2 separate regions of the Mus musculus genome follow, and region 2 is linked to region 1. Evidence: chromatin loops called from intact Hi-C (ENCODE). Cell type or tissue: left cerebral cortex. All regions are shown on one strand.

What was found. A loop is a pair of places that touch in the nucleus more often than their neighbours do. Peaks named below come from ENCODE experiments on the same cell type or tissue, not always from the same donor. Only the 100,000 strongest peaks of a DNase experiment are listed, where the experiment ranks them.
Region 2: a loop joins it to region 1, with 2.3 times the contacts of the local background. A loop is called at or near these places in 1 of 42 quality-filtered maps.

What each region holds. Positions count from the first base shown.
Region 1 is chr15:100,467,501-100,470,000 of GRCm38, reverse strand. Letmd1 (LETM1 domain containing 1) reads right to left here and starts at 990. Exons shown (of 9, transcript NM_134093.3): 1 at 756-990; 2 at 165-316. The coding sequence starts at 877. 5330439K02Rik (a long non-coding RNA gene) reads left to right here and starts at 1,634. Exons shown (of 3, transcript XR_001781773.2): 1 at 1,634-1,700. In left cerebral cortex, CTCF peaks have their summits at 1,035 and 1,237 (motif pointing left); a DNase peak (open chromatin) is centred at 951; H3K4me3 peaks cover 2,313 bases; H3K27ac peaks cover 1,243 bases.
Region 2 is chr15:100,229,877-100,232,376 of GRCm38, reverse strand. All of the region lies in intron 1 of Atf1 (activating transcription factor 1), which reads right to left. Among named protein-coding and RNA genes, the nearest start is that of Atf1, 3.3 kb to the right of the region's middle. In left cerebral cortex, a CTCF peak has its summit at 1,511; no DNase peak of the experiment used is centred here.

The DNA.
Region 1 (2,500 bases):
ATTTAAGAGGTGGCAGTGACAATTTGTAAGAATTCATGCTCAAACCCTGACGGAAGAGAAGACATCCCAACTCACAGCGCAGCAGCGGACCCGGCACATTGCAATCTCACTGACTGTGACTAACGCAGAAGAGCAGATTCGGGCTTCTCAATGTTAGCGTTTACCTTTCATGAAGGTTGTGTATAAGGCATAGAAGCGGGGGAAATGACGCCCCAAGAAACGATGGTACGATCCGTTAATCGCTCTTGTCTTGGTCACCACGTAAGAAATCAAGTTCTTCACGTCCGCCTTCGGAGAAAGGTGAAGCTTTGAAGACCTACAACGAAGACCAAAGAGACTATCTGCGAAGGAGTAGAAGCCATTCGGTACGTAGGACCCCTCGGTAAACATACGGTTTCTGAGAGCGATTGCCAGAACTCTTCTGAAAACCCAAGCTCAGGGTTAGGGTTGGTATGAGAGGGGCAGATCATGCAGAAAGGTGTGAGCGTGGAGCGTGCGCAAAGCCTGCGGGGCCAGGAGAATGCAAGCTGAAGCCATGGAGAGATGGGAAGGGGAAGCTGAAAGATGAGCTCAGGATGTGCGGGGACAATCGGGTGGACACGGAGTACGGAGAGGGACAGGGACGGGCGTTCGGTGGGAATCCTGCATGGAAAAGCAAAACCCAGGGCCCAAGGCAGGGGATCCCGAGAGGCGGAGGCTGAGCCGCTGGAAGGGCTTCTACATCAAAAATGCTCTTCTTTCTCCAGGGCCCTCACCGAGGGGCTCGCCACGCAGGGCCAGAGCGGCCCAGCTGCAGCCTCCGGGTGACAAAGGGTCCAGGGGCGACAGTCGAACCCCACAGAGCAGCCCGAGCCCAGCACACCCTGGACAGCGCCATCTTCACAGCAGGGGAGGGAGCGCGGAGAGAGGTCGTCTCCGGGTCAGAGTGCGCCCCGCAGCACGCACGCGCCGCCCCTCCACGCCGACAGGCGGCTGCGAGCCGCCCCGCGCCCCCCGGGCGAGCCCGGGCGGGGACCCGGATTGGACGCGGCGACGCTTCCGCGCGCAGGACCGGAAGCGAGCCTCCCCGAGGGAGCGAGCGCCGGCCCAGCCTGAGGTCGCTATCGTGAGCCGAGGACGGCGTCTCCTTGAGGAACCCAGTGCCCTCGTCGGTCCCTGGGGGCTCGGGGCCGCGGGCGCTGCCCTTGACCTCTGTGGGAGCCCGGGGTCGTGGCCCCGATGGCGGCGGCGCGGGGTGGCGCTGCGCCCTCTAGTGGCGGCGGCCGGCAGGGCTCCGCCCTCCATCAATCTGGCGGCAGGTGTAGAACCCCTTTCCAACCCTCGCTTTCTGGTCCTCACGCGCCCTTGTCACGGAGTAGGTGCGCGGTGGATATTTTTTGGAGAAATGACTACTTGAAACTCGGAAGGGTTTCTAGGCGTCCAGCTGTCCGCGAGAGTCGACGGCCCTCTTGTGTCCATAGGCATTTTAACGGACGTGAAGCACGCTGAAGCCATGCGTCTGCAGTCAGGTTTAGTGTGGGGGACCTTGGACAGGTCACTTCGGTGAACTTCATGTGGGTTGTACCTGTGTTGCAGAATTCTGTGAAGATCGAAGGATGAAATGTTTGCATGTTTGCAAAAGCTCCCACGTCTGTAGAACATCTCCGTGTTTGGAGGGCTGGTGGTTTGAACAGTTGCAAAGCTGTTCTCTGCAAGAGGAGGTAGGTAGGTAGGATAGAAAATGACCAAAAGATGGGTTCTCTCGGTTCTCAGGTAGCTTCTAAGTCCCTCAACTACGGTGTCTCCGGCTCGCTAATAGAACTCCCAGGAGACACGAGCGCAGTCACAGACGGTTTTCTAACAGAAATGGAAAGGCACTGCCTGGGAGAACAAACTAAAGGGAGGGCATTTTGTGTAGTCCAGGGTGTGGGGGGGGGGGCGGGGGGGGGGAGGTCGTCCTGGGTAAAGTGCTGAGTAAGCTTAAGGACCTGAGTTCAATCCCTGACTCTAACGCCAAAAGCTGGGCACGGTGGTCTGTGCCTATGACCGCCTCCCCACCCCACCCCCAACACACCCACGTCCTGGCCTCTGTGCAGGGGAACCCGGAGCTTCTTTAGAGCTGAGACCCAGGCAGGAGGAGCCCTGGCACTTGCTAGCCAGCCAGTCTAGCCAAGTTAGCAAGTTACAGGGTTAGAGGGGACCCTGTCCAAAAAAAAAAAAAAAAGATATGTGCATATCCAACACCAGGCATGCGCAAACATGTACACAAACTACAAAAAGAAAAAATGTGATACGGATTCTACGGATTCATTTCCTCACATAGCTGCTGAGTATTTCTTCTTCCATTCCCCTTCCACTGACATACAGGTAACGAGTGTGTGTGCACACAAGCTCAGTCTCTGTCTGTCTCTCTCTGTCCAGCCCACAGTGCGTACATTTATAATCCCAGCACTGCAGTGGGGAAGGTGAGAGGTAGAAATAGGAAAATGTCCAGAATCTCGGAGGCCAGCTTGTCTGGAAC
Region 2 (2,500 bases), 240 kb after region 1:
CAGCTCCTTCCTCCCCAGTGCTGGAATTAAAGAAATGAGTCACCAGCCTGGCTTATCTTACCATTTTTCAAAGTACAGTTCCGTTGTGTTGACTATATTGACAGCTGAACAACCAACCTCTAGACTTTTCTACGTCCGATAGTAACTGTCTTTTTCCTCCAGGAGCACCAGCAACTCCTGTTTCTACTACTAACTCCTGTGACTAGACACTCCCACAAGGTGAGCGAGTCCTTCTGTGGCTGCCTAACTTCATTTGGCACAAGAGCCCAATTCAGCCGGGCGTGGTGGCGCACGCCTTTAATCCCAGCACTTGGGAGGCAGAGGCAGGTGGATTTCTGAGTTCAAGGCCAGCCTGGTCTACAAAGTGAGTTCCAGGACAGCCAAGAGTATACAGAGAAACCCTGTCTCGAAAAACAAAAAACAAAACAAAACAAACAAACAAAAAAAAGCCCAATTCAACCATAGCTCCTGTCAGGGTTTCCATGGTTTGAAGTCTGAACAACACTCCCTGGAATGTACTTCCATTGTTTACCCCCATCTACTGACAAATAGTTGGGTTGCTTCAGTCTCCCGACTGCTGTGAATAGTTGAGCCATAAACATGGATAACGATTATCTCGTAAAGACCTGCTTTTGCCAGGCCTAGTGGCAAAGGTTCATCTCTAGGTGAGTGTGGTTCTCAACCTTCCTAATGCTGCAGCCCTTTAACACATACCTCATGTGACCCCAACCATAAAACTATTTTTTTTGTTACTTCATAATAATTTTGCTGTTATAAATTGTAAATATCTGACCATGCAGGCTATCTAATTCTGGACCCCTGTGAAGGTTGAGAACTGCTGTCTTACAAGTTTATAGGTAGCCTGGTTTACAGAAGTCCCAGGATAGCTAGGGCTGGCTACACTCAAGACCCTGTCTTGAAAGAACAAAGAAAAAAAGAGCTTGCTTTCCATTTTCTTTGTATGTGTAGCCTAGAGAGCTGCTAAATCATCAGTTATTCTGTTGTCCATCTGAAGTACTAATTTTAATGGCATCCAGCCGGGTTTACTGTCCTAGCAGAACATAAGAATTCTAGCTGCAACTCGGGAGGCAGAGGCAAGAGGATTTCTGAGTTCGAGGCCAGCCTGGTCTACAAAGTGAGTTCCAGGACAGCCAGGGCTATACTACAGAAAAACCCTGTCTCAAAAAACCAAAAAAAAAAAAAAAAAAAAAAAATTCTAGCCGCAGTTCCTCCCATCCTTACCAGCACTTGCTGTTTTTTTCTGTTTTCATAGTAAGCTTTCTAATAAGAACAAGGTGGCTTTGGCTTTCTCCCCACTGACTAATGACATTAGCCCTTTTTCTCCAACACTGAAAACATGTCAGGAAGCAAAAAGTTGAGATTTTTTTTGTTTTTGGAAACAGGGTTTCTCTGCATAGCCCTGGCTGTTCCTGGAATTCACTCTGTAGACCAGGCTGGGTTTGAACTCAAAGGATCCACCTGCCTCTTGCCTCCGTAGTGCTGGGATTAAAGGCATGTGCCACCCCTGCTGGACAAGTTAAGAATTCTTAATCATAAGCTAGAGAGATGGCTTAGTGGGTTGAGAACACTGGCTGCTCTTTGAGAGGACTTGGGTTTGACTTCCCAGCACCTATAAAGTGGCTCAAAACCATATACAACTCCAGGGGATCTACTGGCTTCCAGAGGAACACATAGCACACAGGCACATTTGAAGGCAAAACATCCATACACATAAAATACTTTTTTAGCCGGGCGTGGTGGAACACACCTTTAATCCCAGCACTCAGGAGGCAGAGGCAGTCGGATTTCTGAGTTCCAGGCCAGCCAGGGCTACACAGAGAAACCGTTTTGAAAAAACAGAAACAAACACCACCCCCCCCCAATTCAATCAAACAAACAAACAAACAAACACCTTTTTCTCACTATAAGCAACAAACTGTACCTGTTCTGTTTTACTGAATTATCAACTGCAAATACACTTAAAAACAAACAAACTTATTTTATAAGCATGGGTGTTTTGCCTGCATGTGTGTAGGGTGTAGGGGTACAGGATTACCCAGGAGCTAGTTACAGGCAGTTGTGAGCTGCCATGAGAATGCTGCGACTTGAACCCAGGTCTTCTTCTGAAGAGCAGCCAGTCTCCCCATTCCTAAAATTTTAAATCTGGCTGAGGTTTTTGTTTTGTTTTTTAGACAGGATTTTAAAGCCCAGGCTGCCTCTGCCTCCTGAGTGCTAAGAAAAAGGCCATAGGTATGTCCTACCATGCTTGACTGAAGTCTGCTTTTCTTTTTTTTAAAGATTTTAATTATTATTACAAATTAAGTACACTGTAGCTGTCTTCAGACACACCAGATGAGGGCATCAGATGTCATCAAGAATGGTTGTGAGCCACCATATGGCCACCAGAACCTGAACTCAGGACCTTTGGAAGAGCAGTCAGTACTCTTACCCACTGAGCATCTTGCCAGCCCTAAAGTCTGCTTTTCAAAATGACACCTTT